3 separate regions of the Homo sapiens genome follow, and regions 1 and 3 are each linked to region 2. A link is a contact called in ENCODE Hi-C or POLR2A ChIA-PET data. All regions are on one chromosome and are shown on one strand. Each heading gives the region's core, a stretch centred on a gene start or an enhancer-like site at or near the end of the contact. The rest is flanking DNA. Distances are from core to core; before and after follow the strand shown. Region 1 overlaps LOC105376360 (a long non-coding RNA gene). Region 2 overlaps LINC02660 (long intergenic non-protein coding RNA 2660). Region 3 overlaps LOC105376360 (a long non-coding RNA gene).

Region 1 (3,612 bases), core at 542-3,041, 310 kb after region 2:
CTTTCTGGCTCTTTTACTGAATGCCATGCTTGAAAGCTACACTCATGTTGCTGTATGCATCTTGAGCGTGTTCCTTTTCATTGGTGTATGGAATTCTATTTGTCTACTCTTGATGGACATTTGAGTTGTTTCCATTTGGGAGCTATTATGAACGATGTTGCTATGGATATCTGTGTTTGTGTTTTTTGCTGCATATATGTGCACATTTGTGTGAAGGATAAGCCAAGGCATACAGTTACTGGGGCACAGGAAGTGAGTATGTTAAAACTTAGTAGATAACACTAAATACTTTTCCAGCATACTCGCCCCAGTTTACACTCTGAGAGGCAGAGCTCTAGCCAACACCTGGCATCATCAGCATTTTAAATTAAAGACATTTTGGTAAGGATGTGAAAGGACAATGTTATGATTTCAGTGTGTTTATTTTCCTGAGGATTCATTGTTTTGAGCATCTTTTCATAACTTCTTTTTTTCTTTTGCTGCTGTAGTTTCCGTTTTGTTTTATTCTACGCCTGGTTGTTTTGATATGGTGCTGAACATGGCGTATGTGGAAATATCCTGAGGCCTTGAATGTTACTGTACTCCTCCTAGGATGGCTTATTTTTGGTTTCTGACAAGCTGGGTGTTTGGGAGCACTTAGCAAAGGGAGATGATTTAGACAGGATTTGCAGCAATGGAGTGAGCTGGGCCTCAACCCTCCAAGGGCAGTGCTGCCTCCACTTGACCCTTGTTTTAGTTTCCCAAGGCTGCCATGACAAAGTTACCAAAACTGGTGGCTTAGAACAGCAGAAATATATTCTCTCTCATCGACAGGACTGGTTTCTCATGAAGGTGTGAGGAAGAATCTACTCCAGGCATTCTCCTAGCTTCCGGGGTTGTGCTGACGGTCTTTGATGTGTGGAAGCATCACAGCATCCCCGGCTTCATCTTCATATGGTGCTCTCCTCATGTGCTTGTCTGTGTCCAAATCTGCCCATTTTATAAAGACACCATCGTATTGGAGAAGGGCCCATTCTAATGATCTTAACTTGATCGTCTGCAAAGACGCTATCACCAAAGAAGGTCACATTCACAGGCCACAGGGATTAGGACTTAAACCACCTTTTGAGGATGCAATGAAACTCACAGCACTCCTTATTCCTACACCTTAGCCAAAGGAGTGTTGAATAAAGGCCTTATTCATTGGTGGGCCGGCACAGTCAAATTGTGTCCCTTGAATTCCACAGGTGTTCTGCAATCTCACTTGTCCTCTCTGCTTCTAAGCTGCCGTGCTTAGAATCAACAGGTGCCTCACAGGGAAAACAAGCCCCGTCTGTCAGGATGTCCTGAATGGTAGCCCCTCAGGTTCTCCCTGCTTTGCTGTAGGCAAATGTGTGACACTAAGTTACACTGAAACGTCAGAGAGACAATTAATAACTTTTGACACGTGTCCCATGCTATATTTGGAACATACATGAACTAAAAATTACCTATTGCTTATCTGAAACTGAAATTTTAACTGGTGTTCAGTTTTCTTAATTGTGAAATCTGAGGTTTCTACTTTGGGAGCCCTATAGTTTCAAACAGATTTTAATTGTGTGTGTGTATATATTGATACATTTAACACATAGTATGTCTCATTGTTTTGAGTTGGAAGGTGAGTCAGAAGCCAGCTAGATGGACATTGCTAGAAGAGGAATTCTCCTCTGTTTTGACAAAAGTTTTTTACTGGCTAGGGATTCCTAGAGGACTGGTCATACCTCTTTGCACTCTCGCCTTATACAAAAAGCACAGAATAAACACTGGCCAGATGGAAATGAACTAAGTGATGCCCTTTATACTAACGCGCATATCCATTTCACAATGCCATGGACCAATGTTCTCATCTCAGTTGTGACTTAACTCTCTCTCCCCAACGAGCGAGGGGCTGAATGATCACCTTAGTCTTCACCGGAAGAATTCTCCTGGGATGACTTCAAGGAGTGTAAGTCTATTTTATTTTCTAAATGTCCCAAGACTTGCAATTGTTGAGTATTGAATATTTTCTTAGTAAATGATCTTGTCGTGAACGGGCTAGCCTTCTTTTTTTGTTCTATCAAGAAGCAGGTCTATGCTGTCAGGCCCCCTTGCCATGATCCAATAGAGGCAGAAGTGTGGTTGCAAGCTAATAATCTATGCATGGTTCTACCCATTGTAGGATGATGGCTTGGGCAGCCCGGGCTATTTTATTGTTCTAAAGAAATAATAGGCTGAGGACACTTTACTGCCAAGAGAACAGAATGATCATCAGTAGCTTAACTGAGCTGAACATAAACGACCTTATTTAAATCTCTTAAAATCTGGAGAGGAAACAAATCTCTCCCTTGTTGAATGTTAAATGAAAACAAATTGTTAGATAACTTCTCTATGTTCATTTACCTTCCTTCTCCCATGCTGCCAAAATCAAAGAAAGAAAAAAAAAGTCTTATAATTTAAAAAAGGTCTCGATGAGTAAAATATTTAGCGTGATGGAAAACTCAAAGTAAGTTTTCTTAAAAATAAAATAAGACATTTTTGTTCTAAGAAGATTTGGAAGGTCCTGAAATACCCAGTAATTAAAATTACTCAGAGAGAATTACATAATCTAACAGATGCAATTTTTATATCTGTGCTTCATTAATCTAGTGTTCCTTGAGCACACACTACCACATTACCGTTTGCTGAGGACACATTTCAAGCTGTCAAAGATTAATTAGGTAAATCATCACTAGTATTTTAGGATAATAATTTGTTTTCTTTACACTCTTCTTAGGTAGCTAAATGATAATCTCCATTGGTCTTTTTCACAACACTCTGGGCTAAGTTTTTTTTTTATTTTTTAATGTAAGCCTAGTGCTCTGGAATAATTACCAGGACTTCTCAAGATGCCTGCTTTTCCTACAGCTGACTTGCAACAATTTATAGAAACTTACAAATAAGCTACATACCAGGGAAAGCTCTGTGCCCAACACACCAAAGCATCAAATAAGCTTAGTACCAGTGAGACTCTGAGCCCAATATACCAAAAAGTACCGAGTCTGGCTTCAAAAAGTGTAACATCTCAAATCAGTGCCTGGAGTATTGAAAGACATTGTTTTTTAATTTTGTGATTTTAAAAAACTTTTCCCCTGAATGCTAGGGAATTGATCTGAGAATCATCATCTCAATGCATTTCCTGAGGAATTCTTTGGGAGCAGGAATTTGTCAGACTTTAATGCAAATGGGCAGTGCCTGCAAGTTCTTGCCCCTTATTTATTATTCGCTTTAGTATAATGTCGATGTTCAGAGTGTGCTTTGGTAGGAATTTGGTGGCATTTCCTCCATGCCTCAGTGTGTTAGTCAAAGCCCCACGGCTTTTCAAACCACGTCAGATCCTCCACTTGCACGTCGTCTTGTGCAAAACCTGTTTCCCTCTTACTCAGTGGTTCAGCCTGTTCCCATTCTACAGCTCTTACAGCGAGTTCCAAAAACTAGTTTCTCAACGCAGATAGAATGGAAAAGAGCAGCAACAATAAAGATTTATCATTAAGGACTGTGATGGAAGTTTACTTCATCTCCACTTAAACAAACAAAATAGTAAACCAATTGATTTGGTAAATCAAGCCATTGATTCTT
Region 2 (3,599 bases), core at 768-3,267:
ACATGGATGGACATTTTTGAACTGATGTTAAAATAAAACATTTGATTCCTTTTTCTGTACCTTTATGAATGCAGATGAACATACCCATTGTATGAGTCCATTCTCATATTGCTATAAAAAAATACCTGGGACTGGGTAATTTATAAAGAAAAAGGTTTGATTGGCTCACGGTTCCACAGGCTGTACAAGAAGCACAGTGGCTTCTGCTTCTGGGGAGGCCTCAGGAAACTTACAATCATGGCAGAAGGCAAAGGAGAGGCTGGCACATCTTACATGGTTGGAGCAGGAGGAAGAGAGAGCAACGCGGGAGGTGCCACACATTTTTAAACAACCAGATCTCACAAGAACTCACGACGGGGATGACAGCACCCAGGAGGATGGTGTTAAACCATGAGAAGCCACCCCCACAAGAACTCACATAGGGACGACAGCACCCAGGAGGATGGTGTCAGACCATGAGAAGCCAACCCCACAAGAACTCACGATAGGGATGACAGCACCCAGGAGGATGGTGTGAGACCATAAGGAGCCACCTCCATGGCCCTGTCACCTCCCACCAGGCCCACCTCCAGCATTGGGGATTACCTTTCAACATGAGATTTGGGTGGGGACACAGAGCCCAACCATATCACCCCCTCCTGTCTTGAAATGCCAGGGCTCCCTCCCCAGCCCCACCTGAAGGCAAAGTTCTAGAACCACCCTGAGACAATGAGCCAGTTGCTTCAAATTGAGCATGAAACCACTCAGCGTCCAGAGCAAAGGAAATACATAAAGTGCCTAAATTGGCCTAATGGGATCTTAGTAATCAAATATATCATCATCTGTACATTTTCCATATTACGGTGGGAACACTTTGTAGCCAGCCTAGCTCCCCTCCTGTTCCTGTTAGAATTTTGTTCTTAGAATAAATTTACATCCGTCCCCTGGTGCCAGGGTTCAGGCTGTGTTGCACTTTTCATTATAAGCCATGTTTACCGAAGGTTTACAACTTGGCTGTAAAAACCGGTTGGCACCGAAACTGGAAACTTGGCATGAACAAATTGGCATAAACATTGGCCGGAAGCAGTTTTTCTATCTAAATCTGAGAAAAACAGACTAGGTCATTTTCAAGTTATTTGTGTTATTCATGCATAAATAAAATGAAGCTTGACAGCTTCAAACAGTTGTTTGCTTTTGCGCTCTTCAAAAATAGATTGGATCCAAGAAAAGTAACATTTGGTAAACAAATACTCCATGACGGACTGTAGAAAAAACGAAAGGAAAAAAGAGTGGAGTGCAGTACATTAAATAGAAAGGGAAGATGGAAGCGTTTCAAAAGTCACTTTGTGTCAGAAAGTGGAGTCAGGAAAGGTATTATTAGGTGATTATGTGGTTTCTAGAGGCAAATTTAGAGATTCCTCTGGACTCTAAATTAATAGTGTAAACAAGCAGAGAGCAAGCTTTCAAATAACATAATTTATTTTTTTGAGATCTGAAGCACATCTAAACAACACAAGCTAACTAAATAGATGATGTTCAGGCAAGGAAGAACCAAGTGATTTCTAAATATGTTTTCTAACAGCAGTAGGCTTGGCCTGTAAAACAAACAAACAAAAAGTTTAAAAACTGGGGGAAGAAAAAAACAAAATATAAATGATATAGTAAAACATCTTGGTTGAAAACAATAGCATCAATGTCTGATCTTTCCGCTCATCTATGTATCGAATTAAGTTTAGAAATGCAATTTGTGGGTTTTGAATTCCAGCAGCCAGTAGCAGCTCTCTAAAGAGGGAAAGTGATGGTGCCGACCGCTCCCCAAAGAATGCCTTTTTGGCAAATTTAAAAGTCAGCCTTGACGTCAAGTGACTCCTGAGAAGGCTCCGCATTGAGTTCTGTGAAGCGTGGGCAGATCGGACTTTCACTCTCAAAACTCTGTCGGGGGATGACTACAGACACAGTTTAGGGCAAAATAAAACCAAGCCAATTCAAACAGAAAGTAAAAATAAGTCAGAGAGGAAAGAATGTGGAGGATGGACCAGGCCTGCTGGGGCCCGCGCTCTGTAACAAGCGCCCCTTGGGGAAGGAGTTGTCTCACAGGCTTGCTTTTTATTGATGTTCCTTCCTAACGGTTGTTAGCAGCAGTTAAATCCATATGGTTGTTCTTGGCAAAATGGATCTTGTCCTCTATTTGTAAAGTCTTGTTTCACCAAACTATAGGCAGAGTAATAGAATTCTATCATTGGAAGTGGAAGAATTTTCCACCTGGGGATTTCACCTGAATGGCACCTTTGGCCATTACCTGGCTCTTAGGATCAGCATGGTTCCATCCACGTGGTAATTCAAGCTAACAATTATCTTGGGACACATCTCAAAACTATTAACTCCCCAGAATGATCCACAGTGTTGATTCTCGGGTGGATGCTCCCAGTGTTTCCTCCTTCAGAGAAAGCTATGAAATCACTTGTTCACCCTAATATCAAGATTGTTCCAGCTGGTTGCAGTGGCTCACGCCTGTAATCCCAGCACTTTGGGAGGCTGAGGTGGGCGGATCACATGAGGCCAGGAGTTCGAGAGTAGCCTGGGCAACATGGCGAAACCTGGTCTCTACTAAAAATACAAAAATTAGCTCAGCATGGTGGTGCCTGCCTGTAATCCCAGCTGCTCAGGAGGCTGTGACAGGAGAATCGCTTGAACCCAGGAGGCAGAGGTCAAAGTGAGCCGAGATCGCGCCAGCCTGGATGACAGAGCAAGACCCTGTTTCAAAAAAAGAAAAAAAAGAAAAGATTGTTCCGATAGCAACTATAGCAATGCCATGTCATTGAGGATTCCAACTTGTCATGTGCTTCCTGGATAGGGTTTTACACCCTAGAGAGTTCTCTTCCACATTGAGAAGTATGAATAAACACATGCAATGACTCCATTGACACTATTCTTTAGAGATGAAGAAATTAAAGACCTAGGGCACACTATCGGGGTTCCACAGACCAGAGACAAAACAACTCAGCAATTAACAGGCCTCACAGAAACGAGTTTGGGAACCCCTCAGCATTTCTGCAGAATTTGCAGTTATTTCTAAGTATATTCCCTCCAGGTGCACGGTTAGCTAATCTTACCAGTCCCATAGATTCCTTGAGGGACTGGTTTACATCTTATTTTTGTATTCAGTTCCTAACACGGTGCCTGACACTCCAGGGCTTCAGCAAAATACTGATGCTATGATATGGGTAAGCGTTTCTATCTATAAATAGAGAGAGAGAGAGAGAGAGAGGTGTTTTGGTTTTGTTTTCTTTTAACAGACTGGGGAAGAAAAATGTTTGGAGGCTAAAATAAAATTTGCACCAATCAGCGTAAATGAGTGAGTTGTCTGGAAATGCCACATTGTAGATCTGAAATGCCATTATCTACAGGGAGCAGGTGCCCTCAATTGGGGACTTGATACAGTTTGGCCGTGTCCTCACCCAAATATCATCTTGAATTGTAGCTCCCATAATTCCCATGTGTTTTGAGAAGGACCTGTTGGGAGATAATTAAGTGATGGGGCCAGTTTCCCCCATAATGTTTTTGTTTGGACACTATGATCAGAGAGAACTGATGACTTCTACAACAGTCTGCTCTTCAGC
Region 3 (4,166 bases), core at 1,310-3,809, 280 kb after region 2:
GGCACAGCGGTGGCCCATCTCTAAATGCAAGGACTACAAACAGTTACTCTAGGAGTTATCAACCGCTTTTATACTCAATTGGCTTTAAAGAAAAAAAAAAAACTAGCCTTTCTTTCACATCTAAACATGCTTTTTCCTGTGGGTTTACATTTTCTCCCCAGTCTTCCAATGGGCATTCATGAGCGCACCAGTTATTATGCAAACGCTGCTTTTGAAAGAAAACGAGGCACCATTAGATTTTGTTCAATGAAATGTTTTTGACCTACTAGGCATGTGAGGTCGGGTCATCATTTCTTTGATGACGACTCCCATCTACCCAGTTCTGGCCCCTACCAGCTACCTCTGCCCTGTGTCCTACTGGCTTTCGAAGGCTGAATGTTGACATTTCTGACCCATGAAGCTTTTACATGGAACACAGGATATCGAGAGCCTGAAATTGGCCGTGGTTGGAGTCTTCCATTATGGAAACTGGCAAAGGCTCCAAATCAGAGATACTCTCCCGCCCTCAGAACATCCACACTCACACCATGGCCCAATCCCACCTACACAATCCTCCTCCCTCAGTACTTACCCTGAGTAAAGACCAAGGAATTAATCAACCGGCAAAAACCACCTGTACTTATTATTGAAGAATAAAGTTTGCTTACAGGAAAAATGAGGCAGCATTTTAAATTGTTCTAGATTATTCCATATAACTCGGATTGCTAAGGAGACGTGACATCCCCACACTTATCAAGCTAGCTAGGAAGACGCAATATTCTCCATCAAAAAATCAGCGATCAAAAGAGTTGGGTCTAAGAATCCAATACATTCATCTCAAAGCATGTCCTAAACCCATAAACCGCCATCCACATAGGTACCAGGCTTGGAGTTTTTGCTTCCTAACACCTCCCCAAGGCTGATTTACATGTTTAACCTGCTGGATTTTCTGGAGTGAGCCAATCAGTCCTGAGGCCAAGGCCACCAAAAATTGTTTTCATAAGTGTTTTTAACCAAATGATCATTTTGGAATGAAGTTAACAGGCTATGCTATCTAGAACAATCCATGTAGTCTGAGGCTCTGTTTAAATTCCAGCTCAATGACCCAGGATTGATTTCTTTCTTGTCCCTTAGAAAAGAAGACATGTTTTCATTGACAACTCTAAAAATTAAAGTTTTCCACTCTCTTTTCTCTAAATTTCTCCTGTATGTTTTACTCATTCTTAGTATTTTAAATAGGAAATGAGAGAGGGATGGATTAAATGGTACAGGGTCCATGACACCTCCCTGGGGTCCAGACAGCCTCCCCTCCTCACCATCCCCTCCCTCCCACTCCCATTTTGCAGTGTTTACTCCCTGGAGTCCAGGCAGCCTCCCCCTCCTCACCATCCCCTCCCTCCTACTCGCACTTTGCAGTGTTTGCAATTGTTCTATTCCTAGAAAGACATTTTAAACTTAAGTACAAGAAAAAGTGCTTGTTCACGGTAAGGCGGGAAAAGACAGCTCCATTAATACTTTGTAAACGTATCACCGTCTCCTCTAATTAGGTGCCTGCAGTACCTTCCTGAAAAACAAAACAAACTGACAAACAAAAGCCTACTCTCCACCAGGCAGAAAAAAAATAGTTTAGAGAGAAATGTGATAAAATGTTTGGTACCTACTCCTTTTTAAAAATATTATGCTGCAACAATCTCTGCTTTCTGCACAAAGAGACATGAATACATCCATATTTATCACCGCCATTACATCTCATTGATGTTAGGATTGGCAGAAGGACAATGACATGAATAAAGCTGGCTGGTGAGCTAGACGAGTGGACATTCTTGACAGCTCACAGTGTTACCGAGCTCTGTTTGGCTCTCAACACCAACCTTCTGCCCCCACTGTCAATGCTGGTGCACCCAGGACTTGGATCTGGAATCCCTGCTTTTCTCCACTTACCATTTTTGATTCTGATTCTAAAGCTTTAAATACTCCAGAATTTTGTGACTCTCAGATTTCTCTCTCTACTCCTGACCTGCCTGCAAACACTTTCATCCAATTGCCTACTTGGGGTATCGATCCAGATATTGATGGGCGTCTTACACTTGACATATCCCAAACAGAATTCTATTTCCCCTCTGCCTTCTCATTCCAGTAAATGTATCAATGTCTACAGTTACTGAAGTGAAAGACCCTAAGTTGGGAGCTTCCAAAACCCAGCTCACATCCTGCTACCTCCCTCCGTCGTTCTTTCCATCACAGCATCATGCTTGCACCACGGCACTGGCTTTCCATGCGGCCTTTCTTCTCTGTTCTGTGTTCTCCATACAGCAGCTGGGGTGAGCTATGGAAAACCTTAACCCGGTGGTTTCACTCTCTTCCTGTATCCTCTCAAGGAATTCTACCCACCCTGACCTAAAGGGGCCCCCTCACCGCCACCTGCCAGCTAGCTTAGCATCCACCCTACCCCATTCACACAGGGCTTCTTGATGTATCTCAAACAACTCTAGCTTGTTCCTGTTTCAGGGCAGTTGCAGGTGTTTGTTCTTCCTTAAATGACTTCATTCCATTTTTGCACACGGCTGGTTTCCTCATGTCAGCCACATCTCGGCTTCTCTGCGGCTTCCTCAGAGAGGCCCCTCCTAGCCATATAATCTAACGTAGCCTTGGAATCTTCATCGTCCCATCACTCTGTGGTGTTTTCATCACACTGCCTCTCCCTTTCTGCTATGAAAGGTTTTATTTGTGTGTGCTGTTCATCTTTCTCCCCTCTAATGGAAGTTCTACCAGATTCGAGACCTCGCTTATTCAGCGGTGCAGCTCTTGGGTCTTGGGCAGTGTCTGATACTTACTAAGGACTTTGCCAGTGTGTGGAGAATAAAAAACTAAGTTAATGATGATTTCTTCAGTTTAAGTGAAGTCCAGAGTTGAATAAGCATAGGAGAGAAAGAGTCTTCACTAAGTTCTGCTTTTGCCAGAGGAACATTCAACTCCAGCTAAATCATGTTCTTCACCTCTCACTCTCCTTTTCTCTCTTATACACACACACACAAACACATATATACACATAAACACACATGTGTATATGTGTGTATGTGCACGTGTGTGTGTGTGTGTTTGTGATAACTTTCTGTGCTGCATTGGAGGACTCAGTTTGTTAAGACCTTACTCTTTCAACCAGTGCCCTGGTCATGTGTATGCTTATCAGAGAAAAATCATACTCTATGAAACATCAACAGGTTAGAGATAGAAGAAAGGGCTGCAAGAGAGGAAAAAGAAGCAAAGAGGGCAGAAACATTCTTGCTTTTCAAAGAGCAAAGAGTGAAATTTGGCTGCCTGGTTCATTTTGTCCCCCTTTCCTATCTGAAAAATTTCCAGAAACCTTGGGATTTCACAGTTATGTTCTGTGCTTGGCAACTCTGAATGATACAAATAATTCTTAGTAGGAAATAAAATGACTGATATACCTAAATAGGGAAGAAGTATTCTGGGATGTATAGATCCAAAAGTCTTCCAAACCAGCTTCCCATCTTGGCAAAAGAGCATAGAATCAGAATTCCTATCAGCTGACTCAGAACAGTTAGGGCAAAAAGAACAGTGGTGGCAACCTCTGCTCACACCGCCAAACATGCAGATGATCTCTGAGGGTCTGGCAATATTCACTGCAAAGGGAAATAATCAAAACGTAACATTTGCTGCATAGGTATGGGAGAGAGCATTTTAGGATGGAGCATTGCATCATGATAAGGTCTGCAGGAAAAATAAAAAAAAAGGAATGACCAATAGTCTTAAGAAAAAGCGATCACATTGGCCAGATGCTGTGGCTCACGCCTGTAATCCCAGCACTCTGGGAGACTGAGGCAGGTGGATCATCTGAGGTCAGGAGTTCAAGACCAGCCTGGCCAACATGGTGAAACCATATCTCTCCCAAAAATACAAAAATTAGCTGGGTGTGGTGGTGCATGACTATAATCCCAGCTACTTGGGAGGCTGAGGCAGGAGAATCCTTTGCACCCGGGAGGCAGAGCTTGCAGTGAGCTGAGATCGTGCCACTGCATTCCAGCCTGGGTGACAGAGCGACACTCCATCTCAAAAAATAACAATAAAAAAAAAGAAAAAAAGTCTGGGCACAGTGGATCATGCCTGTAATCCCAGCACGGTGGCTCATGCCTGTAGCCCCAGCACTTTGGGAGGCCGAGGCAGGC

Evidence for each region. A loop is a pair of places that touch in the nucleus more often than their neighbours do. ChIA-PET counts read pairs that join two places held with the same protein, here RNA polymerase II (POLR2A). Pooled maps may share reads with other maps.
Region 1: a map with no recorded cell type shows a loop between it and region 2 (11-fold over the local background). The contact joins two enhancer-like sites. A Hi-C loop is called at or near these places in 11 of 37 single-sample maps with no recorded cell type and 10 of 50 pooled maps.
Region 3: a pooled map shows a loop between it and region 2 (2.1-fold over the local background). The contact joins two enhancer-like sites. A Hi-C loop is called at or near these places in 1 of 168 maps with a recorded cell type or tissue (CD4-positive, alpha-beta memory T cell) and 5 of 50 pooled maps. POLR2A ChIA-PET finds 5 or more read pairs at or near these places in 2 of 52 experiments (OCI-LY7 and activated CD8-positive, alpha-beta memory T cell).

What each region holds. Positions count from the first base shown.
Region 1 is chr10:3,624,315-3,627,926 of GRCh38, reverse strand. All of the region lies in intron 1 of LOC105376360 (a long non-coding RNA gene), which reads right to left. Among named protein-coding and RNA genes, the nearest start is that of LINC02669, 120 kb to the right of the region's middle. Within about 2 kb of position 1,791, at least 2 of the 41 ENCODE cell types and tissues checked have a DNase peak (open chromatin) inside an H3K27ac peak, as active enhancers do.
Region 2 is chr10:3,933,654-3,937,252 of GRCh38, reverse strand. LINC02660 (long intergenic non-protein coding RNA 2660) reads right to left here. Exons shown (of 3, transcript NR_183984.1): 3 at 1,441-1,574. Among named protein-coding and RNA genes, the nearest start is that of LINC02660, 23 kb to the right of the region's middle. RefSeq lists enhancers at 1,730-1,779, 1,800-1,849, 1,890-2,079. Within about 2 kb of position 2,017, at least 27 of the 41 ENCODE cell types and tissues checked have a DNase peak (open chromatin) inside an H3K27ac peak, as active enhancers do.
Region 3 is chr10:3,654,069-3,658,234 of GRCh38, reverse strand. The region is part of intron 1 of LOC105376360 (a long non-coding RNA gene); the gene reads right to left. Among named protein-coding and RNA genes, the nearest start is that of KLF6, 130 kb to the left of the region's middle. Within about 2 kb of position 2,559, at least 2 of the 41 ENCODE cell types and tissues checked have a DNase peak (open chromatin) inside an H3K27ac peak, as active enhancers do.